Linked DNA regions of Homo sapiens: region 2 is linked to region 1. Evidence: chromatin loops called from intact Hi-C (ENCODE). Cell type or tissue: endothelial cell of umbilical vein. All regions are shown on one strand. Links, peaks and the distances in the headings refer to the core of each region. The heading gives the core; the rest is flanking DNA.

What was found. Hi-C counts contacts between places; a loop is a spot of excess contacts. Peaks named below come from ENCODE experiments on the same cell type or tissue, not always from the same donor. Only the 100,000 strongest peaks of a DNase experiment are listed, where the experiment ranks them.
Region 2: a loop joins it to region 1, with 5 times the contacts of the local background. A loop is called at or near these places in 1 of 110 quality-filtered maps.

The regions. Positions count from the first base shown.
Region 1 is chr1:178,335,546-178,351,026 of GRCh38, reverse strand. The region is part of intron 3 of RASAL2 (RAS protein activator like 2); the gene reads right to left. It overlaps LOC105371629 (a long non-coding RNA gene), which reads left to right and starts at 9,686. Exons shown (of 3, transcript XR_922306.3): 1 at 9,686-12,298; 2 at 15,319-15,391. RefSeq lists an enhancer at 5,668-6,236. In endothelial cell of umbilical vein, for the core only: no CTCF peak of the experiment used is centred there; a DNase peak (open chromatin) is centred at 9,606; H3K4me3 peaks cover 211 bases; H3K27ac peaks cover 1,217 bases.
Region 2 is chr1:178,499,654-178,515,134 of GRCh38, reverse strand. LOC101928866 (a long non-coding RNA gene) reads left to right here and starts at 2,085. Exons shown (of 6, transcript XR_001738307.2): 1 at 2,085-2,493; 2 at 2,853-3,059; 3 at 4,076-4,154; 4 at 7,973-8,085; 5 at 8,835-8,980; 6 at 13,594-13,677. TEX35 (testis expressed 35) reads right to left here and starts at 2,026. Exons shown (of 9, transcript NM_032126.5): 1 at 1,908-2,026; 2 at 1,058-1,108; 3 at 367-435. The coding sequence starts at 1,946. RefSeq lists a silencer at 13,044-13,488. In endothelial cell of umbilical vein, for the core only: CTCF peaks have their summits at 13,195 (motif pointing right) and 14,540; a DNase peak (open chromatin) is centred at 13,214.

The DNA.
Region 1 (15,481 bases), core at 7,178-11,177:
TGTAAGAAGCCTGATCTCGTTTTGCCTTCTGTCATGAATAAAAGCTCTCTGAGACTTCCCCAGAAGCAGATGATGCCATGCTTCCTGTACAGCCTGCAGAACTATGAGCCAATTAAACCTCTTTTCTTTATAAATTACCCAGTCTCAGGTATTTCTTTGTAGCAATGCAAGAATGAACTAATACATCCAACCAGAGTAAGATTCTCTCACTGGCTTTGAAAAAGTAAGCGCCAAGTAGTAAGGGGGCCATGGAAATGGGACATAACAGTGGCCTCTAGAAGCTAGGAGTGACTCCTTGCCAACAGCAAGCCAAAAAACAGGGATCTCAGTCCTACCACTGCAAGAAACTGAATCCTGCTGACAACCTGAACAAGTTTGAAAGAGGACTCTGAGCTCCAGATACGAGTGTGGTCTGGCTGATATGTTTGTTTTGGCCCTGAGCAGAGAACCAGCTGCACTCTCCCTAGACTTCTGATGTATAGAAATTGAAATAGGCTGGGAGTGGTGGCTCACACCTGTAATCCCAGCACTTTGGGAGGTCAAGGCAGGCGGACTGCCTGAACTCAGGAGTTTGAGACCAAGATGAGCATCATGGCGAAACCCTGTCTCTACAAAAACAAAACAAAACAAAACAAAAAATTAGCCAGGTGTGGTGACACGCAGTTGTAGTTCCAGCTACTCGGGGGGCTGAGGCGAGAGGATCGCTTGAACCCAGGAGGTTGAGGCTGCAGTGAGCCATGATCATGCCACTGCACACTCCAGCCTGGGTGACAAAGTGAGACCCTGTCTCAACAGAGAAAGAGAGAGAGAAGGCTGGGGGACAGGGTAAATGAATGCTGTTTTCACTTGCCAAGTTTGTGGTAACTTTTTACACAGCAACAAATAAATAATATGCTAACATTAAAACATCAAGTTTGAGTAAAACAAGTGATATGAAAGAACTAGTGAAGAAGATTGCTCTAGAAGAATCCAGAAATAAAACTAAACACATGTGTTTTAATGGTTCAGAACAGGAAGAACAGCACAGGTGGCAGAGCTTAATCTGAGAAGATAAGACGGGCATGTTCAAGAGTATGTCATGTTTGTAGTTTTGTAAAGACAAAGAAGGATATTAACATTTATTAGGCGTCTTCCATTTGTTGTATTGGATATTTTCACATTTCACAATGATGAAAAAGCTGTTATTTTTCGTCCAATATAACAAGGAATTACACATCCTTTAAAAGTCCAAATACATATTTTTAAAGCAAAATTATATTAAAGCCAAAGTATGGAAAATTCTTATTAAATTTGTATCATCAACTCTTTAGTAACTATATGTAAAAGTTAATGTGTTAAGTACGAGTACATATATATCTTTTTATATATATTACTATTATAAAATATTTTCAATTAAGGTATGACTAGATTAGTGTTTTTATACAGTAAGCTCAGAGCTTTAGAAAGCCTAGAAATTCTATTATTTACATGATGAAATTTTGTTTTGAGGATACATCCACAAGCCTAGTTTCCCAAATGCTTTCCTCATCTAACCTATTCAATGACCCCAAATGTAAAGTCCTTGATGGCACACATAGACTGGTGAACTTTCTTTATTTTATTTGGAGACCAAGTCTCACTCTGTCGCCAGGCTGGAGTGCAGTGGCACAATCTCAGCTCACTTCAACCTCTGCCTCCGGGTTCAAGTGATTCCCCTGCCTCAGCCTCCCGAGTAGCTGGGACTACAGGCGCGCGCCACCATGCCTGGCTTTTTTTTTTTTTTTTTTTTAAAGTAGAGACAGGGTTTCACCATGTTGGCCAGGACGGTCTCGATCTCCTGACCTGGTGATCTGCCCGCCTCAGCCTCCCAAAATGCTGGAATTACAGGCGTGAGCCACGGCGTCCGGCCAGACTGGAGAACTTTCAACATGAAAATAAACCTGGTGTCGGGCCGGGCGCGGTGGCTCAGGCCTGTAATCCCAGCACTTTGGGAGGCCGAGGCAGGTGGATCACGAGGTCAGGAGATCAAGATCATCCTGGCTAACACGTTGAAAGCCCGTCTCCACTAAAAATACAAAAAATTAGCCAGGCATGGTGGCAGGCACCTGTAGTCCCAGCTACTTGGGAGGCTGAGGCAGGAGAATGGCATGAACCCAGGAGGCGGAGCTTGCAGTGAGCCGAGATCGCGCCACTGCACTCCAGCCTGGGCGAGAGCGAGACTCCATCTCAAAAAAAAAAAAAACCAAAAAGAAAAGAAAGAAACCTGGTGTCCTGCTCACATTCTCCATAAACAAAAAAGGACTTTTACAGAACATCACTTCCATCAACTTGGAAGTTGCCTAGAGTTTTTTGTTTTTGTTTTGTTTGTTTGCAAACTGGAGCGCTTATAATAGGAATATTTTCCTTGAACTTTTTACTGAAGTATAACATACATGTAGAAAAGTGTACAGGCTGGGCGTGGTAGCTCATGCCTGTAATCCCAGCCCTTTGGGAGGCCAAGATGGGAGGGCTGCTTGAGGCCAGGAGTTTAAGACCAGTTTGGGCAAGATAGCAAGACCCCATCTTTACAAAAAAATAATTTTAAAAATTAGCCAGGTGTAGTCGTGTGCACCTATAGTCCCAGCTACTCAGAAGGCTGAGAGGTGGGAGAATCACTTGAGCCAAGGGGTTTGAGGTTACAATGAGCTATGATTAGTTGGGCCATTGCACTCCACCCTGGTTGACAGAGAAAGACCTTGTCTCAAGAAAAAAAGAAAAAGAAAAAAGAGCAGTGTACAAATAACATATGTACAGGTCAATAAGTTTTCACAAATGTAATTCATGCTAGTAACCAGCATCTGAATCAGAAAACAACACCACCACAGAACATCACCAGCAGCCAGAGGCCTCTCTTATGTATCCTTGGCAGTTATTACCCCCATAAGGATAATCACTATCCTGATTTCCATCACCCTAGATCAGTCTGAACTCTATATAAATGGAATCACTCAGTGAGTATTCTTTTGAGACTTTTCATGCTCAACATACATTTGTGAGGTTCATGCATTCTGTCACATGAAGCAGTGGTTTGTTCTTTTTCATTGCTGTATAGAATTCCATTTTATAAGCAAACCACAATTTATTCATTCTACTGCTGATGAGCATTTGGGTAGTTTCAAATTTTTAGCTGTTATAAATAGTGCTGTTAAAAGCATTTTTGTACAGGTCTTCTGATGAACCTAGGTATACATTGCTATTGGGTACATAAATAGGAGTGTAATTGCTGGGTCACTGAGCATTGTTCAGCTTTAGGAGATATTGTCAAATAGCTGTTCAAAGTAACTGTACAAGTTTACACTCTCGTCAATATGGTATGAAAACTATTTTTGTTCCAGATACTTATCAACATTTGGTATTTTCTTTTTTCTCATTTTAGACGTTTTGATGGGTATGTAATCCTATTTTGGTTTAAATTTGCATTTCCCTGATGACTAACAATAGCTGCACACCTTGTTATATACTAAATGGTCATCTGGATTACCTCTTTTGTAAAATGAGCATTCCAGTCTTGCTTTTTTCTCACTGATGTGTAGGAGCCTGTTATATATTATGATCAAACGTTAAAATTTAAAAATTTATTTTTTCAGACTATCAGAGAAAATGTAACATAAGCAACATCTGAACTAAATCTGAAGAGCCTTAAAACAGTTTCTATTCTCCCGTCACACAGGTCTGATAGGGGGAAAGAGAAACAAAAATTCTACCTTTAAATATTTAATTCAAGAACAAAGTAAAATGAAAATGGGTTTATAATTTCTGACACTGGGAGAATTTCTACTGGGAAGCTGTCATAAATCACAGCACTTTATGGCAATAGTCACACCCTTCAAGCTCACTATTTCTTGATAATTAAAATTTCACCGTCAAATACATTTTGCAATTTGTTCACAGTAAGATAGCTTCTGAGAAAAACAGGTAAATCATTGTTTGGATATTCCTTTTAAAAAAGACCAGATGAAAGCCTGGCTTCTGGTTTTAAATACCCTTCCATTAAAAAAACCAAACAAAACCAAAATAAAGCAGTGTCATCAAGTGTTGACCTAAACAGTTCTACTGAGGCACTGGGGACAAACAGCTATACTTCCACTAGACTTCTACCTTTTATATTACAATAAATTTCCTCTGCCTAGTACATTTTGATCTTGCATAAGCTAAAAAATGTTTACAAGGGAGACTAGTTTTCATTCCTTGTAATGATAGCAGTTAACTCCTAGGGTTTCTTCTTTATACTATATTTTTGGTTAATAAAAATGGTCTATACCATTTCTCAGAGATGAGAAGAGAATGGTAAGGTGTTTAATTGATTTTAAAAAGCTACTTTAAAAAATTATCTTTAAAAGTTGATCACCAATCATTTTCCAAGTGCTGTTTTTTATAGGGGAAGGAAATAAATAAAACTTAACATACTAAAAGCATATTTCAAAATTTCAGCAATTATACCCCAGCAAGTAAATGATGCTACTCATATAATAGCGTATTTATTGTTTCAGGAAACTACAGTGACATTTCACTGGACTTCAGGTGGAGGAAAAATGCTTCAAGGAAAATATCAGGATGTATATAGCGATTTCTTTTCTTTTCTTTCTTTCTTTCTTTTTTTTTTTTAAAGATACAAGGTTTTGCTCTGTCACCCAGGCGGGAGTACAGTGATGTGACCATAGCTCACTGCAGTCTTGATTCCTGGGCTCAAGCAATCCTCTTACCTCAGCCTTCTGAGTAGCTGGGACTAGAGGTGCATGCCACGATGCCTGGCTGATTTTTAAATTTTCTGTAGAGGGGAGGTCTCACTATGTTGCCAGGCCTGGCCTCAAGCAATCCTCCTGATTCAGCCTCCCAAAGTGTTGAGATTACAAGTATGAGCCACTGAACCTGGCTGATGTGGCAAACTATATGAAAGATAAAATATTTCAATTAATAAAAAAACTCCTTAAATTTCAGCTGTACAATAGAGATTCATAAATAAAGCAGGCCAAATACTGTGTGATGCAATTCCTCTACCACATGTTGAAAGCATTGAAATAATCTATTTCCCTTTGTTTGAGGGATTAGTTTCCCATACTTTGAGAAAATACTGATAAGAAATATTCTATAATCATACTGGACACACTCTTCGAAATGAGCTCTTGGTACACAGGAGATGATTATCCTTCCCTGTTAATAGACTTATCACATCTTCCCTTGTCCTTTGACTGAACAAACTCAATTCTATGTACTCACACAAGCTAGATTTTTGGTGGCTCTTCTTGCACTCATTTTGACAAATCACTTCTCTTTGTTATTTCACTTCACTTATTTACCTGAAACTTCATATTCCAGGTATTCCTGGAAAGAAGAGTGATTGAAGTAGGGACCCAGACATCTTACCTTCTCTGATCTGACTCGAGAGGCACACACAACCCACTTGAAGTATTTTAGCAAAAAAGTTACAAACCAGAATCTTAAAAATGGAAAGAATACCCATTTTACTAATCTTCATATAAACTAAAGGTAGTATTTACGAATAGTTACACAACAGTGCTGTTACAACATTTTTCAAAGGTACTCCGTAATCTTTGGAATTGGATTCAGGACATCAGTTAGCAACTTGTCTAACAGGCTAGCTATCCTAGGCAACACTTGATCCTGAACGACACCTGCTTTATTCCAGCAGCTCAAGTTGCTTATTTTCCAAGATCTGACATTAGAAAGAGCAAGCAGAACCAGGTATCTTTTCTTCTTCAAAGAATAGGGCTGCACAAACCTAAACTACTTTTTCAAGGTGTTTTTCAGCAACTCATTTACTCAAAAAATATTGCAAACCTGAGAATGACAGAAATGTGGAGTTCTATAGAGTCGTATTATTAACAGGATCTCCTCAATGGTTCCCTCTTCATGTGCTTGAGTTAACAGTATTTCCAATTCAGCTTAATGACACGGTTTGAGTAGGGGCAAGGAGGGTACCAGAGAGGACAAAGGCCTTCATCTGAATTTTAATCACTGACTCAGTAAGTCTCTCTTACTTGTCAAGTATGTACAAAGAAAGTATTCTGAGTGGCATTGCTTAAGGCTTCCAAACACAAGCTGAGATCATACCCACAATTAAATGTGGAATTTTGATAGATGGAATTCCCATCAGCAGTTAAAAATAACCCCGGCTAAAAGAGAATTCATATCGCTGAGTCATGACTCATTTTCTTGAATCATTGTCCACTAGGAACAACAGGACAAAAATTTTTGCTTCTGATTCTGCATATAAGAATCAGTTATTTTAAGAAAGTTTATGCAACTCAAATATAAGAATCCGGTGAACCTTATTTCACAATACAATAGTCACCTCCTTCTCCTTCTCACTACAACTGATATACAGGGAACTGAAAACAAGAATGACCATGAACAACCACTAGGGAGCGTGAAACAACAGAAGAGAACAAAAAGAGTCTGTAACAAACACTTTTCCTCTTTAGAGACTGCTGAAGGTCAAGACTGGAGCAGAAGGGCAAACACAATCGTGTTGTCTACATAAAAGGACTCTTGGAGTCTTGGGTGGATAACTGGGTAACTTTCATGAGTAAAGAATTAATTTGACATCTCAGAACAATTTATATGTCCAGCTTCAAGTCCCTGCTCCTGGCCCCTATCTTTTGCCTTCATTTTTCTTTGAAGATATTTCATTCTTGGGGATTTAACTGGGACACATAACATAGAATTATGCCCAAGAGGTAGAAAGAAATTGCAACAGCAAAGAAAGCAGTTCCTTTCAATGAGTCAAAAGTTTTGATCAACTATAGCCAAATCTTTTTCAGAAAATGTTGTCATTACATAGCAGAGCTCTTTACCTTCTTTGAAAATTTAATATATAAACAATATTTATATATAGATTGTTCATGGGAAAAAATTTTAAAACAGTATCAAGGAGAAAATCATGAATAGTGAAAATAGGTCTGCCTTCAAGAAAACACTGGTCAAAAGAAAATTATTTCACATACATATGAGAGTTTCTTTTTTATGCCACTCATTTCACTATACCCATTCTATTCCCATTTAAAATTTGTCTCCTTTTCAGGTGATGGGTATCCCAAGTATACTGATTTGATCTTTCCAAATTGTGTAAACATATTAAATTATCAAATGAATCCCACAACTATCTACATGTATTATACACCAATAAAAACTTGTTTAAAAATAAAATTTATCTTTAGCCACAAAGTGGGCACCTTTTTATTGTTTTTTTTTTCTAACACGGAAGGTATGAACCTGCATAATCTGACATTTGTTTTCAGAATTAAAAAAGAAGTGTGTTTCCTTTGAGTATTTTTCTCTTTGTAGTGCATGGTAGTGAGTTTTATCATGATTAGCTTGGTTAATAAAATAGTTTCTTTTAACTTAGGTCAGTAAAATACCAGCAATAGATTAATGACTTCTGATCATTTCTGGCATCAGAAAATATACTCAGGCCAAAGGCCCATTTTACTCTCTATTCTATCATATAATATACACACACAACATAATATACATAGATATATCATGGCAGTCCTTTCACATATTAAAAGCAGGATAAAAGCTCAGAGAAGAATCTAAGCTTTGTGTAATACAACATGAATACTGTTAAGTTGGATAGAGCATTAATGTCCTCATTCTCACAGCCATCAGTCCTCTTAAAAACAGTGCTTAAATAATGGATTCTCCAGTAAGACAGACAGTCTCTTCTTTCCTACTGGGTGGAGAATTCACTTGGTAATTTGGTTTCCGATATAGCCGAGAGGAGTAATGAAACTATTCCTTATAACTTGCTGCCCATTCCACACAGACTTGTAAGTCAGTACTACACTTACACAGACCCAGCCAAAAACTGGAAAGAGCAGGTCAGGCTTTAATACAAAAGGACAACATCCCTTTACTGTGCTTATAGCCAAATCAAGCTAACTTGTTCCCAGGAGTTGTAAAGAGCCATGACAGATTCTGTTGACAGTGGCTATCTTTACTATTTAGCTCACTAGAATAGTGTGGCCTCTCATCCCCACAATGGTCTCCAGAAAAATGGAAAGGGCAGCAACCTTTTTTAGGCACTAAATGAAAATGTATGAAGACAGATGTTCACTGTCTGTTGCGGCTCTCAAGATCCTTCACTTAAATTATCTGCTAACACATAATTCATGAGGTGAAGTAACAGACGATCCTTATAAGCAGGGAGAAACAGAAATGGACCTTGGATAAGGAAGCAACTGGTCAAAATAGCTGGATAATTTAAAATATTATCTTATATTTTTGAATAAACATAACAAAGGCAGTGAATACGATTTGCTTTCAGTAAAACAGATACATTACAAAAATAGATATTTGCATACAGAAAAAAGTTTACTAACATATTTATACAGAAAATTGATGTCCTAAAGTCTTTTAAAAAATTAAAAGCAGCGTACAAACTAATTTTCCTTCACTGAAAGCCATTTTTTCCTCTTGATAAATATTTTGTTACATGTTTTTGGTTTTGGTCAAGAGCATGTATCAATAGTGATTTGATGACATCCATTTCTCAATACCTCCTCTCCATAAGATTTCAATCTAGGTTTATGATGTACTTGGTCTATTTAGGCAATAATTCATTGTAATTGGGGCTAGCAGATGTAGTATAGAGAAAATATAAGCCTATATATAATTGGTTCTATGAAAAACACGTTAAACTGACAATAAGGAGATCTGGGTTTTCATTTCAATTCTGTTCCTAATTCTGACCTTGGGCAAGTACCTTAGACCACAAAATTTTCATTGAAAATGGAGAGAATAGACTATAGATAATCTCCAAGTCTCTTTCAGATTTAACTTTCAATAAGTCAATAAACTTTCTTACCTGTCATCTTGGCAGAGGATATTAAAAGCCTACCTTGGGCAAAAATAACAAGCAAAGTTCTCATTTGAATGCTCTTACTGCTGTCTATGGATCAAACCTGTTAAACTTTTGAATGACACAGATTATGTGTTACTGAGATTCAAGCAAGGCTGTTAATATCTTGTTGATGGTCAATATATTCTGTCTCACTCAGAGAGAAATGAGCTTTACCTGTTCCCAGGTATCTTTATATTTCATAAAGAATTTTAAGAAAGATCCAGAATAAGGACCCATTTCATATTATTAACAGAACAAGTACATGCTGCAGTGTTAATATTTTGCTATGGTCATTATTCTTTTAATTTATCTGAGTTTCTTAGATGGCTATTCTTGTGCTGGATTTTGTACTGGAATGCTAACAGACAGCTTCCACACAGTATTTCTGTGAACTCACAGCAATAAAAACCAACCTATTTTTTTAAAGCCAATAATCATAAAGGTAAATAGTCACTGCATTTGTGTAATTTTTAAAAAGCCACATTCCCCTTAAATACGTGACTTTTCATTTCGGTCTCAGACTCTACAAACTCTTACCTGGGGTCTGCATCGTGTGAAGTTTCTGGGTGTGCTAACATGATCTTTCCGGCACGCCAGTCAGAAACTCAAAACACTTTGTATACTGTACTCGCCTGTGCTCGCTTTCCTGCTCTCTCCCTTTTTGCTCTCATTTCGTGCCTCAGACAGTTTGGAATGCAGAAAAGCCAGAGCCAATGCCAGTTAAACTCAATCCTCGCCCCAACCCCGCCCCCAATCCCATTCTTTTGCTAGAGAGCACTAAACAATAGCCACCCTTCCTTACTCACTCACTGGGCTTTCTTTCACAGCACTGGGTGAAGGCAGTCTACTTCAGGAGAAGCAATGTGATTTACCAAGCTAAGTATTTCATTTTTTCTATCACAAAGGATGGGAGGGTGGATGTGTGAATCTGTGCACTTTAAGAAGTGATTTTTTCAAAAGCAGTCTAAAATAAAACTAAGTTCAGAGATTCTTATTTTGAATGTTTTATTATGTTGAATTTAAATATAAACTCTTCAGAGTATAAAAACCAGGTAAATCTTACAGCTGACGCAGAGATAGAAGCCTGTTAACACATATACATTACTATCTTAAACTACCTTCTTAAACCGATCAGTTTAACTTACCATAACGGAAATATCTAAAATTTAGAAAAGGAACAAAGTTTTTATTTCCCTAAAGCCCTTAATTCAGGTCTTAGGCTAGAACTTCATTTTTTAAAAGTTATTTTTAAAAAATATTTAATACTTTATTCATACAGAAATGCCCTGTATTGTATGGACTCTGTATTATATAGTCTGTAGCTGTGCTGAGGACAGTGTTGACTACTAAAGGCAAAGTCTTAAAATGAAAAGTTCATCTACTGTTAGGCAAGTCCCATTAAGTTAGGAAGTTATTAGACCCCTGGAAGCTGATGCCTGATTTCCTCCTCAAAATTTTTTTAACTTATTGACAGATAAAAATCTGCTCTGCTGTAATCAAGAGATTTCCTGTTGAGATTAAAACTGAGAACTTCATTTTTTAAATAAAGAATAATCAAAACAATTTTATAAACTGAGTGGCTTTCCAAAGCTAATTTTCTACTAGATGCAATGAAATTATAGATAGTATTACTGTTCTCAATCATCATTTTAGTTTGTTTTAAAATCAGTCATATTTCTAGGGTTTTTTTCTATATTCCCCCAATAAAAAGGCAAGTCAACTATGTAATCTTCATTATTAATATGATGACCTAACATATTATGCAGGTGCTCAGTTGCTGAGGTTAGCATGTCAGAATTGATCAATGAAAAAATTCATAGTTTGAATCACAGTGGACTCCACCTGCCACATTAAAGCAGTAGAACAGAAGAGACATGAAAATGACACAGTATTAATCTATCATCTACCTTTTAACAGCTGATGGAAACACATACACTGTATCTATCATCTATCTACCCATTTATATTTATGTATATATGTATTATATATCTTACACATTAGATATGTATTATACACATTAAAATGAGGAGCACATAGTCATCTAGTATAAAAATAGCTAAATCACTGTGATAAGTTCCAAGAAAGACAAGAACAGGGTGCCAGGTTTGTGTACAATATGAGCACCATGGTTTCATAAGTTGGTAGCTAAGTATTGAAACTGACTGATGATGTTATTTATGTTTGAATTATAAGGTCATGAAATCCCAGAACCGGAAGAGATCTTTAAAATCATCTAGTCCAACCAGTCATTCACTGCTTGAATTTTTCTTATTATTCACTTGACCATTGCTGATATTTGACTATTTTTTGACTTACAAACACAGCATTTTTATACAGTTCAACCTAATACAAACATTTATTAAGTTTGGTGCTGGGCCAGGACCACATAAGATGGATTAGTCAAGACAACCCTACCCAACTCTTTATACAGGGGAGAAATGTGAAACCAAATAATTATAACATAGTGACTATTTGTAGAAATAAAATGGCTAAAGTGGCCTCACCTATCCAAAATGAACAGGCTTGGTGCTGAGTTGAGTGGTCAAATTGTGTGATCTAATGCAACAGTTCAAAACTCCATCAAACTCTATGAGGCTATTCGTAACCAATGAGGGATTCACTACAGAGACATGAATTTCGGCCACTTTCTAGCTTGAGCTCATGGCTAAATAGTGAAGCATTTACTCGTGCTTCTCCAGCTTCTTGGAGAACTCACTCATGCTGCAGGAAAAGATTACAATTTTACCAGTCACTTCAGTCTCTATCCCAAAAGCTGTGTTTCCCATAGCACATGGCTATGGGTTCATAGACATTGAAGGTTAAGTAGAAATTACTCTTAGAAGCAACTTCTATTGACCACGATCCCACCTGTTAGAAATAGGTCCTAACTGTGTAAATGATGAAAGGACTATCTTTCCTTGGTATTTAATTCTATTGGCTTCAGTTAGTCACTTGAAACTGCACAAGATGGAGATGAATTCCTTAATGTTCTTATTTCAGCACATAACATACACAGTGCTAGGCTGGCATCAGAAAATAGATATGCTATGGCCCCTGTCCTCAAGTTATGCTAAAGTCCTCTTAAGTCTAAATACTTTAAAAAGGTTTGATGAGTGTAATATATTCATCCATCCATCCATCATTTATGAAGCACTGACTAACGTCAGGCATTTTCCTGAACTCTGGGATAAGTGGGAAATAAGACAAAGTCCCTGCTGCCACCCCACCCTTACCATGTATATATTTATTGGAACAATATACTGAATTTTCAAAAGGACATTCCACTTATGTGCTTTTTTCATTTGTTTCAGCAACCGGAGAAAACTGTATCACTCAGAATCTGAGTGGTGGCAGAGACTATAACTGCCTTGTTCGCTGCTATATCTGCAACGCTAAAAGTATACTGTCTGCCACATAGTAAGTGCTTACTAAGTATCTGTTGAATAAATAAATGGTTTGAAAACAGAGAAAAGTAAACTCCCGGAGGCTACATCTATGATAGTTTCAAAGTTCAATATCAACAAATATAGTGTTTCTAAAAGGCTGTGAGATTTTTTTTCTTAGTTATGAATCAACCAAATAGTATACTTGCTGAATTTTGAAGAATGTAGATAATGTATTTTCCCTCCATCCCATATAAAAGTAATATTATGGGATTCTGACTTTGGTTCAGGTATACAATTCAATATGCTAGCCATTAAGAAATTCTGAAACCAGGCCCGGCACGGTGGCTCACGCCTGTAATCCCAGCACTTTGGGAGGCTGAGGTTGGTGGATTGCTTGAGGTTAGGAGTTCGAGACTAGCCTGACCAACATGGTAAAACCCCATCTCTATTAAAAATACAAAAATTAGCCAGGCGTGGTGGCACATGCCTGTAATCCCATCTACTTGGGAGGCTGAGGCAAGAGAATCGCTTGAACCCAGGAGGCAAATGTTGCAGTGAGCCGAGATCATGCCACTGCACTCCAGCCTGGGTAACACAGCAAGACTCTGTCTCAAAAATAAATAAATAAATAAATAATAAAAAAAAATTCTGAAACCATAAATGCATGATCTTTTTGAAAATCAGTGAGCACAAAAATAATAAGCTAGCTGTATATAATTAAAAATCACAGCTGGGCACAGTGGCTCACGCCTGTAATCCCAGTACTTTGGGAGGCCGAGGTGGGTGGATCACCTGAGGTGAGGAGTTCAAGAACAGCCTGGCCAACATGGTGAAACCCTGTCTCTACTGAAAATACAAAAATTAGCCAGGCGTGGTGGCAGGCGCCTATAATCTCGGCTACTCGGGAGGTTGAGGCAGGAGAATCGCTTGAACCCGGGAGAAGGAGATTGCAGTGAGCTGAGATTGCGCCACTGCACTCCAGCCTGGGCAATAAGAGCAAAACTCCGTCTCAAAAAAAAAAAATTACTTGCATATCAATTTTATTGCTTATCAAATAAATTAATGAACAACAAGCCACCCTCTGGATACCTATGTTCTCCTCTTCCAAGCAGAAAACACATCTCAAAGCAAACCAACTGAGGTTATACCAGGCTGTAAGTGTGCTGGCTCTTGAGCTTACATGTGCTTCCTCTTTTGAACAGCAGATGATCATATACTCAGCTTCTTCTAACCATAAACACAGTGTCTTTTCATGTTTACCCATAAAAAAGATTGGCATTCTGATATGTGGGTCTTCCCACTGCATTCTTTTGAGAGTTCATATTTAAAAAGAAAACCATTGTTTATCATTTGAATGACAAACACCAAAGTCACCCACTTATTCAGAAATACCATTAAAACTTTATTTAATTTCATTTTTGTATGATGGGATGCCAGCACAATACACAGATACACATACATACATACTTCTGCTCTCTGATAAAGGGAGGCATTATGAAGATCAGAAGACTTGTTAATTCATATGGTTAGCAAAGTACTTACAAGTGTTTAGAAAGGGCCATGTCAAACAAGTAACAATTATGATAGTCACAAAATATTTTTAGAACTTCTGGCTAAGCATTAGAGCTTTACCTTGCTCTTCCCACTAAGATGACTTAGTAGACTGCATTTTTTTTTTCTGGAATGGCAATTGGCTAGGAGGAAGTATTATAGGGAGTAGGCAAAATCAAATATCAGTCCCCTGATATTGAGTTGAGAAACTAAGGCTTTCATGTGAACAAGACCACAGTTCAAAAAAATAATAATAATAAGCAAAATCTAAATGGGAAAATACAAGGAAATCTTTCCTACTTTTATTTCATCATATGAGTAAGATTATACTAAAAGAACAAAACCAACACTTTTATTTCTACAAAAAAATTCATGAATAAACAATGAAAAGCAACTAAAAGTATTTTCGGATAGTGTTGGATATTACTGGGTACTATCTCTGAATATGCTCAGAGAGCCAAGGACGTGCCTGTAATATTGGACCTCCTCATTTAAAAAGGGAGTTTAAACAAATTCATTTTCTTTAGTGGATTTAAAAATATATTTATATATTTATTTAGTTATACATACATACATATATTTTTATATATACACATACATAATTATACATATACATACACACACATAATTATGTTAGGCTTACAGATTTCCTATTAAGCTAATGTGCTGTCACAACTAAAGCATTAGTCCATTTTTCTCATATAATGCAGATAACACTCAGTTTCAGTAGAAATAACGATCATTAGGCATTTGGTTTTGCCTTCGTTTTAAAGAATATTTGCAACTATGGGCTACTGTTTCTATAAAATCTATTTAGAAAAAGCATAGATCTTATGGTACAATCAGTCTTTGGCTTACCACTGATACAAAGACATACATATGTATTATATAATTCAAAATACTACTGCAGGCAGTTAACTTCATCCAATTTCCAATTTCCATTATTTCCTTACAACTAACTGAAGCACACCAAAATCCAGTAGAACTCTAAAGACTGTTATCAAGCATTAAAAAAAAAAAGGAAGAAAAAGGAAAATTACAACAGCGATTTCCTAGGAAAACAGACTTCTAAAATATAAAAACCTACGAAGTAAATTATACTATTTTGCCCATTTTACAGATGAGGAAATGGAGACACAAGTTAAGTGAGTAACTTGCCCAAGGTCACAAAGTGGTAGAGCCAGAATTCATGCTTTAGCTGGCTCTTGGAGTGCTTTCCCTTAACCACTATGGTATACTAAACTACTCCAAATTTATCTTTAATTGGCATTTTGGGTTTTTTTTTTTCCTCTTCATAGCTTTCTATACTTTCCAAATTTTCTATAATAGTATTAATTTTATAAAGGAGCTTGCATATTGTTCCAAATTAGGTTTATCAGAAGCTATTGCTCTTTTCCTCAGTGTGTATTAATCCAGATGCAACAATGTATATATTTATTGGAACGATGTACTGAATTTTCAAAAGGACATTCCACTTATGTGCTTTTTCATTTGTTTCAGCAACTGGAGAGCCTGTATCACTCAGAATCTGAGAGGCAGCTCCTGACTTGAAAATGATCATTGTGTGTAATGTGTGAGCAGTTTCCAAACATCTGTGTCCGAGAATACGGAGGGGCCAGGGAGAGGAAGATCAGTGTGTGTGTCTGAGAGTGTGTGTGTGTTT
Region 2 (15,481 bases), core at 10,780-14,779, 160 kb before region 1:
CCTTGTCTCAAAAAATAAAATAAAAATAAATAAATGTCAGTGTACCCAAAGAAAAAGAACTGTTCTGTTCCAGATTATAGAAAAGACACCTGGTAATTCGAGGCAATGTGTGATCCTGGATCAGACCCTAGACCAGAAAACGTCCCCTTTCTGTTGTTATGCAACACATGTGTGGGACAACTGGTGAAATTAGAACAAGGGCTATAGATGAGTATTGTCTGTGTGTTAACTTCTGGATTTTGATAATTGCACTGTGCCTATGTAAGAGGATATTCTTGTATTTAGGAAACAGGCACTGAGGATTTGGGGAAAACTTACACTCACGTGGTTTGGAATATAGACATGCCTCCAAGTTCACGCACTCACCTTTAGGTCCTGTGTCACTCCTGCTTTGGTAAACCGCCCTTCTTGTTTAACTGCTTTGTAATCAAATGTCTGTGGATTGAAACAGGAACACAGACCTTTGGGAATTGCAGATGGGCGGTGGAAGTGCAGAGGCAGAAGAGATCCCCCTGTGTTTCTGTTCCTCCCTTAGGGCTAAGGCAAGAGGAAAGCTGGTGGCCCCACCTGTGCAGAAGGTTCCTCTATCCTCCTCCCTCTTTCAGCTCATCTTGTTCCACTCCCCTGCTGGCCCACGGGGCCTCAGCTCCTTTTGTCCCTTGAACAGCCAGGCTCATTCCCACCTTGGGCCTCAGTGCATGCTGCCTCCTCTGCCTAGAAGGCTCTTACTCTGCCTTTGCAAAGCCAGAGTCTTGTCCTTCAGCTCTCAGCTCAAAGGAAGGCCTTTCCCTACCACCCACTCCACGGCAGCCACTCAGACATGTCTCCCTGTCTTGATTCCCAGCAGAGCAGGTAACACTGCTGAATGAGTCCTTGTTCGTTTATGTATCTGATTGGTTACAGTGTGAAGTTCTATGAGAGCAAGAACTCTCAGTGCATCCCCCAGCACCTGGGACAAATCTTGGCCACTAGGATCAGCAAATGACCCCTGACTCCTGGTCACTTCCCCATGGATCTCAGGCCTGGCTGCCTGCATGGCCTCAAAAGGGCTTCTTACTTTGGTCGGCTCTGGCTTCAATTCCAGGCAAACTGCCTTGTAGTTCTTGCTCTGCAAAAAGAGGAGACTGAGATTCAGGCTGGCAGACATCAGGATTGGGGAGGAGAACATCTGGCCCTTGCACGGGAACCCTGCCCCCTGCCCCCCACAACCATGCAACCCTGCCTGTCCAACTGGCTTGAGCTCAGGCTCACAGACCCCGCAGCACCCGGATCCGATTCCTAACAAATCACATCTTGTCGTGCTGTCCTCTTCCTATGGGCGTGTGTCTGCCTATTTGGCAGGCAGCCCTCTCCCTGCTGGAGGCGCCAGCGTGGAGAAAGCACTTTAAGATAACTAGAAGCAAGCCCCGGAAGTGTTGTTTCCAGAGCAAGGGCTTTGGCCATAGGCAGATTTGCACTATAGTCTCAGCTGACCTCTCTACTATCTCTGTTATTTTGGGTGAGTTGCTTAGCCTCTCTGAGCCCCCATTTCCTCATCTATAAAATCGACGTGATGATTATATTTATCTAATAAGGTTATTCTGAGCCTTAGCCCTGCTGGTTAGATGTGGGCCTGGCAGGCCTGGCATGGGCCGTGGAACCATGAGTGGTCTTGGAGTAGGGAGTGCTCCCTTGGCAGTGCTCCTCATCCCCAGAGGGAGGCAGCAGAGGCCTCTTTCCTTCCCACCCCCAAGGCTAGGGATTAATCCCACACCCCTTCCAGACTGAGAGGCTGCTTTATGCTCAGTACAGAGAAAGAAAAACCAGAGATTCATGCGAGCATTCTCTGTATCCCTTGCCCCGACACCATCTCCATTCAGTAGGAGCTCAGAGAGGACCCACACTGTCCAGCAATGTCTCTCTTTTACCAGATGTGTTTTCTTCAATTCTGCCCTCTTGGCCGACATGATGGAGGAGGCCAGGGTGTTCTTCAACTCCCCACAACAGCCCCTGGGACCAGGCCACTGTCCTAGGCAACTTACAGGTCAAGGTGAGGGCAGGGTGACCACCCCTTTGTGTACGGAACAGCTGAGGTCACAATGCCAGGACCCACATGGTGGTCCAGAGCGTCACCACAGCTTCAGGCCTGGGGGGCTTCGGCCACTGAGATGAGGGGTTCAGGCCAGGTTTCAGAGTCCCACCAGGCCTCCCTCTTGCAACAGAAGGAAAGTCCACACTGAGGAGGATCATGGCCTGCTACGGTCGAAGTGCAAGGCACGCGTCAGAAGCAGTGGCTCCTTCTGCAGCAGGACTCACCTACTGACTCAGAAGGACGTCCTCCAGGGACAGCCAGCTCCTCCTCTGAGCGCACAGCCCATGTCCTCTGCTGTGCGCTCCTCGCGCGAACCGACCCCACCTCGGACCGGAAGCCACCTTGGGCTGGAGGATGCCATGAAGTCTCTCTGGTTCAACGTGCATGCACCGTCTCACTTAACCTGGGTTACTCTGTATGAGGTGGGGTAGCCAGTCTCAGCAGGATGGTTTCTGATGCCTCTGACCTCACACTGCCCCTGTCCCACAACCACCCCCAGACCCCTGCCCACCTAAAAATTCTCTTTTCCTAGTTCTTCTATCATCCGGGAAGAGGGTTGGGACAAGAAGCTAAAGATAAGAAGCTTTTCGGGCAAATGAAGAATACTAAAGAAAAGGCCATTCTGCGGGTAGCCATAGTTTGTGCTAAAGTAGACAGTCAGAGGAACATGGCACCCCATGGGATAAAAAATCACTGGGGATCTGGGTTGGTGAAATTGATTTCTCTTTTCCTCTTATCACTGGTCATTCACTTCCTTCTTCCCTCTCATTTCAACTGCTAGTTGCACAGAAAAGGCCAACATGGACATCTGAGGACAGACAGCACAGGAGTACAGGAACTAATGCAAATTGCATGTGAATGACATCCCCATGCAGGCCACTACTGACCACACTTACCCTCCCATTTCACACACCTGCTTGGGACTATCCTTCCTGGAGGCCACTGGAACTTCTGGAGCCACCTGCAGCACTTCTGATGCATTTCCTAGGTGGTGATTTCCCAGCCCTGACACTGGTGACAGCTGTGGGTCTTACTCCACCATAGCCAGAGGAGAATGTGTCTGCCACTGCATCAGCGGAAGGAGAGGGAGTTGGGGGTGGTCACCAGCTTCCCAGGCTTCACTTTCCCCACTTATAAATGAGGGGCTGGAACTTTTCAGTTTCCTTGGACCTTTTAATTCAGCCCTCTCAGATCTGATGGCCTCGTGGTAGGAATGCCCTTCCTCTAAGGGAATTACAGTGAAAATGACTGACTCCATCTCAACATCCACCAGCCCCGTGAAAATGTGCCCCACCTCCTTCTGCTAATTTTGGCTTGGGGGCCTCCTGGACCTGCAGTAGAGCTTCCCTTGCTTGGCTGAGCAGTTGTTAAATGAGCTGCCTTCTAGCCAAGCATAGCACATGAGCCCACTGGCCTATCTATTAGGAAAGAAGGTCTAAGAGAAATCAGGGTCTCAATGCAAAGCTGCATTATAAAGTAAAAAATTATCTATGTATATATACACAAGTACACATGGTATTATCATTTGGGCAGAATTTTAACTACAGAGCCACAGCTCTGGGCTTGTGCCTTCTCACAGCGTTTACTATTCATGTTCTCAAACATTGTACACCATTGTTTTATCGATATATTCTGGCGGGGCTGGGGGAATCCACGTGGCGAACCTGAATACTGATTATTTATTTATGAAGAGACAGGATCTTGCTCTTTCTCCCAGGCTGGAGTGCAGTGGTATGATCATGGATCATTGCAGTCTCGAACCCCTGGACTCAAGCAATTCTCCTGCCTCAGCATCCTGTGTAGCTGGGACCACAGGCATGCGCCACCCCACTCCCAGCTAATTTTTAAAATTTTTTTGTGGAGACAAGGTCTCACTATGTTGCTCAGGCTGATCTCCAACTCCTGAGCTCAAGGGATCCTCCCACCTCGGCCTCCCAGAGTGCTAGGATTGCAAGCATGAGCCACCATGCCCAGTCTGAATAATGATTCTCATATTCTTTTAAGAAGCTTTTGCACCTGCAAGAGAAACGAGGTTGAAGCAGTGTTGCAGTGTTGGTATTGCTGTGGTGTGACTTTGTTCTAGGTAAGCCATAGGACGTTCTTACTTGAAGAACGCCAGACACGCTTTTCCTAATCCCCCTTCAGGGCAAAACCCCTCTGTACCAGGGCAAGCAGCATAGAGCCCACTGCTGCTCCATCGGAGTTTGGGGGAAAAGGAATATTCACAACAGACAGAAAGAAGCAGCCACCTGTCTCTGTTCTCCAAGTTGATATCATTTGGGTTTCATTTTCTTTACAAGGGTCCTGCTTTTTTTTTTTCAGTTTTAAGGATACAGTGTTGTGAGGGGAGGCTGGGGTCGGGGGGAATTTTAAAATGGTTTTAAGCCTCTGAGTTTGGCATTTTGTGATTCTGGGTCTGGCCCATGATGAGGTCCAGGCTCAGCCACTCCCTGCGTCAAGGCCCAGAGAACATGAAGAGAACATCATGCGTGCTGAGGGGCCTATTCGACCACTGGGGGCCCAATGTTCTAAAGTCCTTTGATTAGGGTGGAACATTTCACAAAGACCCAGAATCCCACAGGCTTTGCTGTCCAGTCAAACTCAAACAGACACGGCTCAATACATGTGACCTAGACGACTCACACTTAGGATGCCCTGGCTGTTTACATCCCAACAGGCTGCAGTATCTGGGTGGCTGCCCTCAGCCAGAGACGATCTTACATGAGATCCTCTTACATGACATTTTTAGAGATCTCATATGATTGATTCCTGTGTCATCCTACTTGACTGATTTATAGACACCTTGGAAAGCTTTACTCCGAGCAGAGTAGAAATAGCTTTTATCATTGGCACACTGATTACTATGCAATTTCTGATCATTTTTATCATAGTGTATCAGACCTTGGCTGGAATCATAATCCTATTATGTTGTTTCTTTGGAAAATTTATATCCAGTTTTTATCATATGAACTTCCTGGTACCTCTATTTCAGCAACAAAACATAACAGTCTGAACAGATCATTGTAAATCTCTGGCTATTTCAATACAGCCAATGACAAGTGAAAAGTCTGAGCAAATGTATTGTGGAAGGATCTTCTCTGTAAGTTCACCATGACAGGCCTATGCTTGCCAGGGCCTTCTGAGACCCAGGGGAAACTGCTACTCTTCCCACAACCAACCATCACAGGGCACCTACCATGTGAGATAAAGACAACACCGCCAGCCAGCAGAGGCTCTCCCTGCTCCTGCCAAACAGGGCTCCTGAGGCCTCCTTACTTAGCCAGTTCCCTTTACCCTCTTTGGATGGAACCCAAATAGAGTACAGTGATGATTTCACGCCTGTCTCTCTCAGCTTCCCTGCCGGAAGGTGCTCTGCAGTTGAGATTCCCTCCCCTAATAGCCTCCTGTCCACCTCTGACAGCTTCAAATTCCCATCCATCACTGAAACAATCAAACTGAGTGGCACAGTAGCCTCTTGGGGCTGGCCTTGCTGGGGGACTATGCTTCACACAGGGTCCATGGAGAGTGGAACGTCTCAGATGGGAGGGTTTCTTGGGTTAGTCCTGGGAATAGCCCTCGTCTCTCCCACTCACATTCCTTTGGCTGGAATATAATCACAAGGCCATATCTCACTGCAAAAGAGGCTGGGAAATATGGCCAGGTTTCTCCCAAGAATAAGAGGAGACAGGCTTATGGGGCAGGCAGCTAATCTCCGCTATACTTTCCTGACACATTTCATCTTCCTTATTCTACTCTAACAAGTCTCCTCATAAGAAAACTTGATTTCGAGTTCTTCCACACTTAGGGTAAAAGGGAGGTAGCTTACAAGGTCCAAAATCCATGAAGTCAGTAGCTGGGTTTGGTGGTGCACGCCTGTGGTCCCAGCTACTTTAGAGGCTGAGGTGGAAGGATTGCTTGAGCCCAGGAGGCCAAGGCTGCAGTGAGCTAGGATCACACCACTGCACTCCAGTCTGGGCAACAGAATGAGACCCTGTCTAATTAAAAAACAAAAAACAAAAAAGAAGAGGAAACCTACACTGGACACTCAAACAGAATGAAATCTCCTAGCAAATGTGAACTGGAAGAGTTAGGATTAGGGTTAGGGACTCACCTCTGTGTCACCTGAATGGCCAGTGGGCTGGAGCATTGAGACAGAGACTGGAATAATGATCTGGTTTGTCCAGGGCTTTCCCGTGCAATAGTTCCAGTCTGTCCCAGTCCCAGTCTAACCCAGTCTCATTCTGTGGAAGGCCCTGCAAACCTCCCTCCCCACCACAGGCTTCTGCCCTTCTGCAGCACAGAATGTGGGTCTGGTCTACACTTCTCTTGCTGTTCTAAGCCCTCTGAGTAGCACTAGGGCCCAACCAAGTTGCCTCAGCTTTGCCAGCCCCTTCCTGAGGGGTGGGCCCTGCTGCTGTCTTCTTGGCTGAGAATCCATAACCTTCTTCAGCTGAACCTTTGTGTCCAGCCCCATGAAGCCACCTGAACTTGATTCCTGCCTGGAGATGCCAAATGCTAGGCCCCACCCACCGAACATGGCAATGACTCAGATTGAGCCAAGTTTTTCAGAACCCGGAGATACTGACTGCTGGTTGGCATCCAGTGGGGTCAGCCTGGCCATTGACTCTTTTACATCTGGTTTACCTCCTTCCCTTGAACGTTCTGCCCCCGAGGTCATTAGGACCTCAGAGCTGAGTCCATGTGAACATTGGCCCAGAAAGTTTGAATCCTCTTCTCTTGGTAGGGGTTTGGGCCTAGGCTGGAGACAGAGCATTTCTCTCTCTCTCTCTTTTTTTTTCCTTTTTTTAATTTAAGACAGAGTTTCACTCTTTTCACCCAGGCTGGAGTGCAGTGGCATGATCTCAACTCACTGCAACTTCCACCTGCCACGTTCAAGCTATTCTCCTGCCTGAGCCTCCCAAGTAGCTAGGATTACAGGACCCCATCACTATGCCTGGTTAATTTTTTTTTTTGTATTTTTAGTAGAGACGGGGTTTTACCCTGTTGGCCAAGCTGGTCTCGAACTCCTGACCTCAGATGATCCGCCCACCTTGGCCTCCCAAAGTGCTGGGATTATAGGCATGAGCCACTGCGCCTGGCCTAGAGCATCTCTTACCTGGGGCTGTGGGGTGGTGATAAAAGTGAGGGAACTTGTAAAGCCAAGAGTCACGTAGAGAGCTGAGGTCAATGTGCTCAAGAAAACTGGTTAAGTGGGTCTCCAAACAGAGAAGCCAAAGGCAGATCCTGAGAGCTCTGGTGGAGAGACCCAGGGGAGATGAGAGAAGTGAGGGAACTGATGCTAGCATAGACATAGCCAGCCTGGGAGGTTCTCCTGGGTGACTGAGTGGTGAGTAGGGAGCATCTGGGTGCATTTAAAGACTAAGAATTAGGCAGTTTCCAAGGTGGTTTGCTCCTTTCTTCTTGTTACATCACTGAGCCCTGTGCAGGGCTGTGGATTTTTTCTCTTGTTGGCAAAGAGCATTGGTAGAATGCTCATAAACAGGCTGTGTGGTTTTCTAGAACTTGAATTCAATGGATTCTATTTTCCTCTCGCATTTAATGCCAAAATATTTTTCTTCTCTAGTTTAGGTTTAACAAAGTTAAACAATATACATCCAGATCCACGTTGATATGCTGGACATAAGATTGGGTTGTGTTTAGCTCTGAGTCACGCCCTGAAGAAACCCCTGCGAGGCATCCTGTTTGCCTCTGTGAGTGGAGCGAGGGAGCCAGCTCCCTGAATCAGCCCATCTCCGAGGTGGCTCCGAACATTGTTGCTGGAAGCTTAGAGTCCAGCCTTATTCTCTAGTCCTTCCAACAATTAAACCAGCTGAATGTGGATTCTCTTTGCAACTGAGAACCTAACTGACAGAGCTGGCCGCATGTTCCTGGTCATTGTAGATCTTTGGGGATGCCCAGGTGTGCAGAGGTAACTCCTGGTTGGTGACCCATGAGGACACTTCCTATGCAAACATCAAGGATGTCTACTTCGTGCCATGTCGTGAATTCTCAGGGTAGGTAATTTCGACTCGTGGCCATGAGCAAAAGGAAGCCCGATGTGTTTCTGTTTAAGCCTCTCATGATTTTTTTCCACAAATGCTCTCACTTGGCTGGTTTTCTGCAGCCAAACATCAGACCTTTTACTGCACCCAGACACCTGGGACAGCCTTTTCCTCACAGAGGGTTGAGGTATCCTTATCTTATCTGCTCACCCAGCATGCACTTTCACCAGCAGCCCTGCTTGTGCAGTGAGCAGCCAACAGAAGCCTGCTTCCTGACGCTTCCGGCTCCTCCCTACATGGGACTCTGAGGTGTTCTTGAGCCATGTGACAAACCAACACTTCAAGATGAACCCTCTGGGGCCCTGGACTCTGACTTAAAGCTGAGGAAGAGGCATAAGTGACATTACTCTTCTGGGTGGCAACATGTGTGAAAATTGCCCTCTAGGGAAAGACAACTTGGATTGAATCAAACGCTAGAGCAAGCTGCACTCATTTGCCAAATCCCCTAAACACACATGTGAATTTATTTGTATCTAATTATTGATTAAACCCCATTGATCCCCTTCTTGTGCCCTCATCCCTCGAAAGACCATGATGATCATCCAGAGAAACCCAGCCAGAGAAACACGGATCCCGGGGCCTGCCTGGCTCTCAGCCCCACAGCTCGCTGGCAGGCCCAGGCTCCGGGCCAGGCTGGCTCTTAGCAAGCAGCTCTAGTTCAACATGCAGGTGACACCACACCCATTCCCATGTTCATTCAGCACAGGCTTCCTGAGCATCTACCATGCGTCAAGCACTCTGCAAGGCACCAAAGGCACACAGGTAATTAAGACATGGTGCTGGCTCCTGGGAACTCACCATCCATGAGGCTCACAGAGGCATCATTTGACCATTTTAGCACAAGATGGTAAGTGTGATGCTTGCGGTAGGCTCAGGGAACTGAGGGAGCCCAGAGGAGGAGCACAACCCAGCTACTGGGGCTGGGTCTCTGCCATGTTCATCTGGACCTCATTCCTGGCCTGGTGAGCTTCCCAATACCCCAGCTCCCCAAAATCCTAACTCCTCTGAATCCTAGCTCCCCTGAATCCTAGCTCCCCTGAATCCTAGCTCCTCTGAATCCTAGCTCCCCGGAATCCTAGCTCCCCTGAATCCTAACTCCCCTGAATCCTAGCTCCTCTGAATCCTAGCTCCTCTGAATCCTAGCTCCCCAAAATCCTAGCTCCTCTGAATCCTAGCTCCCCTGAATCCTAGCTCCTCTGAATCCTAGCTCCCCTGAATCCTAGCTCCCCTAAATCCTAGCTCCTCTGAATCCTAGCTCCTCTGAATCCTAGCTCCCCTGAATCCTAGCTCCCCTAAATCCTAGCTCCTCTGAATCCTAGCTCCTCTGAATCCTAGCTCCCCTGAATCCTAGCTCCCCTAAATCCTAGCTCCTCTGAATCCTAGCTCCTCTGAATCCTAGCTCCTCTGAATCCTAGCTTCTCTGAATCCACTGCAGGAGCCAGGCAGGGCCACTGAATGCCAGGCTTTGCCAGTCCCATTGCCTGCCTGAGCCTCTGAAGACGGCACACCCCCTCCGCTCATCATGGGGAGCTCCTGTCCATGCTGGGCCCTGGGGGGGCAGTGTGCCCCTGTCATATCAAATGGCTCTTTCTTCTAGCAGAGACCATGCTCACCTGTCCCAGCAGGCATGCTGCATACCAAATCAGCCCTCTGTCTGCTCCACTGGCCCAAGAGCACCTTTGCCTGGCCTTGTCACTGCACACAGCAGTTTGGACTGGACGGAAATCTACACATCCTCTAAGACTGTTGAACAACAAGGTGTTCTCTGAGCTGTGTGTGTCAGACTGACATTTCACCACATGGGGGTCTGGGCAGCTAACATATTCTTGTTTTTGGAGGTCCTATCATTCCTGCCTCAGGAAATGATGGGCTATTCATAAACGCAGCAGCCCTTGGGTTCTGAGTATTGTCTCCTTCAGCTGTCAGTGCTCAGAGAATAAGAAAAATGGGAGCCGGCCGGGCACAGTGGGTCACACTTGTAATCCCAGCACTTTGGGAGGCCGAGGCGGGTGGATCACCTGAGGTCAGGAGTTTGAGACCAGCCTGGCCAACATGGCAAAACCCCATCTCTACTAAAAATACAAAAATTAGCTGGGCATGGAGGCATGCACCTGTAATCCAGCTACTCAGGAGGCTGAGGCAGGAGAATTGCTTGAATCCAGGAGGCGGAGGTTGCAGTAAGCTGAGATTGCACCACTACACTCCAGCCTTGGCAACAGAGTGAGACTCTGTCTCAAAAACAAAAAAACAAACAAAAAAAGAAAATGGGAGCCACAGAAGTCCACAGGAAGGACACTGTGAAGTGCTGGCCTGGTGTCCATGAGACTCCTCTCACTGATGCAATAACCTTACCTGGCCTTCATCCTGCTGTTCCTCTGGACGTCCCACCCTTCCTCCCTCTTGACCCGTCACTTCATCTCCTGAGCAGAGCACATCTCCTCCCTCAGCTGTGGCGCTTACGGCCCAGCCTCAGGGTAGCTGACCACTGGGTGGACTGCAGGACCTTCCTCTCTTGACCTTCCTTCTCAGGCAGTTCCAGCAGGAGCTCTGGGGCTCTCAGGCCCCTCCACTCAGATCCTGTCCCCTGGCTGTTGGGATGCCAGCTCCTCCCTTCCTCCCTTTGTCCCTGTTGGAGACCTGCAGTTCACCCAGCCCCATGGCTCCTGATACCAAGGCAAAGTCTCCCAGAAGGACATTTCTCTCTCTTGGCTCAGTGATAGGAATGGGAATGGGCACATTCTAAAGCCCCCACCTCCTCCTGCTCTCATTCGTGGTGTTTCCTCCCCTGGCACCTGGCTAATATAAGGGTATTTGTCTAAACCCCACGCCCCCACCAGCCCCTTTTTCCAGGATGGAATATCCCGTTTTTCAGATTCCCTTGAGCAGTCCTCAGCCACAGCTGCACCTGCCACAGCCCCTCCTGAGCTCACTCTCAGACATCCTCTCAAGAGTGCAAACCCCAGCTCCATGTATGGCCCCTCCTGGGGAAGCCCCTGGCCCCGCCTCTGCAGCCTCCTGCTGCTCCTCAACCCGTTTCCACAGCTTGGTTCATGCCAAATGGGAGAGCAGCTTAGGGGCCGGGGACACATGGCACCATTTCCTCATGGAAGGGTGGATGGCTCAGGCTTAAAGAGATGTTGATCTGTCCCATTGCTAAAGGGCAACTGATGAGGAGCTTGGGGCCTGCATCCTCTGTTTCAATGTGTTTCAGTGGCCCTGCCAGTCTTCTTCCTTGTGGGTCCTTAGAGTCAATGGTTTGCCTGCTGGGATACAGGGAACCACTGTCACAAACCAGGTAGTGGCTTGAGCAAGCATTTTTTTTGTGTGTGTGCGTGCCTGTGTGTGTGTATGTGCGTGTTTCTTGGAGACGGAGTCTCGCTCTGTCGCCCAGGTGGAGTGTGGTGACATGATTTCAGCTCACTGCAGCCTCTGCCTCCTGGGTTCAAGCAATTCTCCTGCCCCAGCCTCCCGACTAGCTGGGACTACAGGTGTACGCCGCTATGCCTGGCTAGTTTTTTGTATTTTAGTAGAGACGGGGTTTCACCGTGTTGCCTAGGCTGGTCTCGAACTCCTGAGCTCAGGCAATCTGCCTACCTCGGCCTCCCAAAGTGCTGAGATTACAGGCGTGAGCCACCACACCCGGCCTTGTGTGTGTTTATTTAGCCCACATGACTACCCTAAGAAATAAACACTGCTGCTATTCCCATTTTGCAGGTGAGGAAACTGTTTAACTCAGAAGTTAACTTTTCTGAAGTCACAGCTAAATGGGGGAGCCATGGCTACACAGCCAGCACATTTGACCTGCACCCCAGACTCTTCCCCGAGGGGCATACACCCTCCACCTTCCTTGCTTGGGGAGTAGAGGGGTGGACTGTGTTGACCACTGCACCCCGTGACAGCATTTCCCACTTGACATTTGTAAAATTGTGGTTTAAAAAAATGAGTAAATAGACATGATCCCTGCTTTCCCAGGCCATGCCCCGATGCAGGAGGGTCATCTGCATAGTGTGGATGGAGGGACTCCATCCTTTCCCCCGATAACTCAGTTGGCCTGAGGCGGGTCCTGGAATAGCAGCCTTGGGAAATGAGCCTGGGCTGTAATATCACACAGCCCTGCTCTAAACTCCAGGTCCTTGCCATACCAGTTACATGGCCTTGGGCAGGTTTCTTAACCTCTCTGAACTTGTTTCCTCATTTGTAAAATCGGATATTATACAGTACCTACCTCATAGGGTTTTAACATTTTATTTCTAAGAATTAAATAAGGCAAAGCATGCGAAGGGTGTGACACATGCTCCTTGTGAACCCTAAGTGCCCCCAAAGGCCTCTAGTTCTTGGGGACGATACCCTCCAGTCCTTACTCCTGTCCCAGGATCTCGCAGGGTAGGATGCTCCACTTAGCAGAGACACCAGTGCTTCCCTTTTTTAATGGCTCCACTCCCACCCCCAGGGCTCTGGACCCAGTTCAGAAGTATGTTGGGGTGGGAGTTGGGGGGTGGAGGAGGCTTTAGGGACAGGTGCTCCTGTGGCGGTCCCTGCACTGTCCCTGAAGCCAGCTTTTTCAGAGGCACCCATCACATGTGGTGTGTACCCAACCCACTCCCTCCTTCCCCCTTCCATGAATACTTGAAATAAATAAAATATTAAGAGGAAATTAATCATGTATCTAACCAAGCTATTGGTATGAAATACTTGCTGAAGAAAATTATATGAAGCAGAACAGAAAAGACCAAAACAGTTATATAAAACAAAAGGAATTTAGTAATTTGAAAGGTAAGAGGATCAAAATCAGAGATAATATACATATTAGGTTAATGGGAAGAAAAATAGTCAAATTAGGTACCTAGTATTAACTCAATATTTAGTTGTAAAGGAATCAAGTAGAATTGTTTCTATTTAAGACTAGCTATTAAAGCAGCACTTAAACAGGGGGAAGGGGGTGGAATAAATGAAAGATACAAGCAGCAGTAGCTTAGAATGCAAGGGTTCACCCTTCCTCTCCCCCACCAGCAAAAAGGGCTCTTCAGGTTGAAGGAAGCCGGTCTGGCTGCCCAGTACTGAGTGTTTGCCCCTAGGGGGCGCCCAAGAACAGAGGCTCTCGCCAAGGGATCCAAGTGTTCCAGAAGTACCCCAGTGACCTGCCCCAGCTGCTCCCCTGCTTTCCCTGCCTGCATAGGGATTTAGAGCAGAACTTTTCCCTTGGGCAGAAATGGCCCCACGAGGCACAGGCGACTTCACAGGTCATGTCCAAACCCACACAATCATCAGCAGGAAATCATTTTTATCCAACCACTCATTCAGTCAACATATACCGACTGCCCCTCCTTGCCAGGCATGGCAACCCACACTTATAACAGAGGATGTGGAAACAGATTTAGGTTACAAGCCGAATAAACAGTTCAGAGCAGGGAGCAGGAATAAAGGGAACAAGCTCCTCACCGCAGACACCCTACCTTTCAGGGTGGGCAGGTGTTCCTAAGAGCTGCCCCTCCATCCAATGGGACATGGCCTGTGGCTCTCCAGTGTCCACAAAATGAACAAAGTGCAGCCGAGCTTGAGGTCCTGCGGTCCTTGAGGATGATCTGAACCCACGCAGCTGATGGAGCCTTCGGAGGACACAGGTGCTGTCCCCGTACTGCCCTCAGAGCACAGCCCTGGTCTCCAGTTCACAGCGCCTCCCACAGGGAGAGGAGAAAACCTTCCTTTCTCTGAAGAAATGGAAGGAAGTCTAGCTGAGCCTCTTCTATGGGTCTGGGATGAGGTTGAGTGCTTTATAGACACGAGGCAGGATAAGCTTGTTAGGTAGTAATTTGTGTTTTTTTCCCAGAGCCCTAGGCGGGAGTAGGACCTCAGAGAGGAGCAGCCATGTGGGGGTCCCAGATTCTCAGAACATCCTCCGTCACTGGGGTGGCTCATCCATGGCAGAGCTGGCTGACCTCAAGTCACCCTAAGGACTGGAAACGGGTGTCTCAGTGGTGAGCAGTGCAGACAGGCCCAAGGCAAGACCCAGTCTCTTGTTCTTTCTCTACAGCCTGTGAGTATGTGTGCAAGAGAGTGTGTGTTGGGGGAACAGCCCTGAAAAAAGAGGGGCTCTAATTTCTTCCTTGCTTGGCAGGGTGAGCGCTCAGAGTGAAAGCTAAGTTGCTTTACTGGTTATCAAGGCAGCAGAATAACTGGGATTATCATACATTGGGGTAGGAGTAGAAAATGAGACACCCACTCTAGAAAAGAAAGTGTTTCCTGCACACTGGAATTTGTAAAGTGCATCATATTCATGACAAGGAATCCTCATGATACCGTAATGCCATTGTCAAATAGCTATGTTGACTCTCATCTTGTAGATGAAGAATCAAGGCTCAGAGAAAATCTCTCAAGCTGGCCGCAGGGCTGTTTCCACTGTGCCTGCTCCGATGGTTGGCAGGGGTACTGCGGCCACGGCACACAACTTTAGCAAAAGCACTGTGGGAAACGCAGCTCCCACATTGGGAATGCAGATCTGGTGGTTCTGGGAGAAAAGGTGTGGATTGTAGGAAAGTGAAAGTTGTCTGTCTATAAAGAAGGGTTCTTTAAGCCTGGGTAAAAATGGCATTCCCGTGTTCGGGGATAGGAAAAGAGTGGCTGGGAGTTTCCCTGAACCATTTGGCTTCCTGTAGCTCATGCAAACCAAGTGTTTGTTCCTGGGCCACTTAGGAAGCCTGCTCCTCCCTCACTCTTGGTTCCTTTGACCCTTGCCTAGATTTCCTGGCACAGCCACCAATGTAACTCACACACTGGGTGCCAAGGCTGTCCTCCCCCGCCTTCACCATCGGCCCTCTGTGTCTTGTTCAAGCCATCTCCTTCATTCATGTATTTAAGGTCTCTATGTACCAGGCAGAGCACTGCGTAGAAGCTGCAATCTAAAGAGAATAATAATAGCAAATGCTACTGTATTAGTCAGGGTTCTCTAGAGGGACAGAACTAACAGGATAGATGTATATATAAAGGGGAGTTTATTTTATTTATTTATTTATTTATTTATTTTCGAGACGGAGTCTTGCTCTGACCCCCAGGCTGGAGTGCAGAGGCGCGATATCGGCTCACTGCAAGCTCCGCCTCCCAGGTTCACGCCATTCTCCTGCCTCAGCCTCCTGAGTAGCTGGAACTACAGGCGCCCACCACCACACCCGGCTAATTTTTTGTATTTTTAGTAGAGACGGGGTTTCACTGTGTTAGCCAGGATGGTCTCGATCTCCTGACCCTGTGATCCGCCCATCTCGGCCTCCCAAAGTGCTGGGATTACAGGCGTGAGCCACCACGCCCGGCATAAAGGGGAGTTTATTACGGAGTATGGACTCACATGATCACAAGG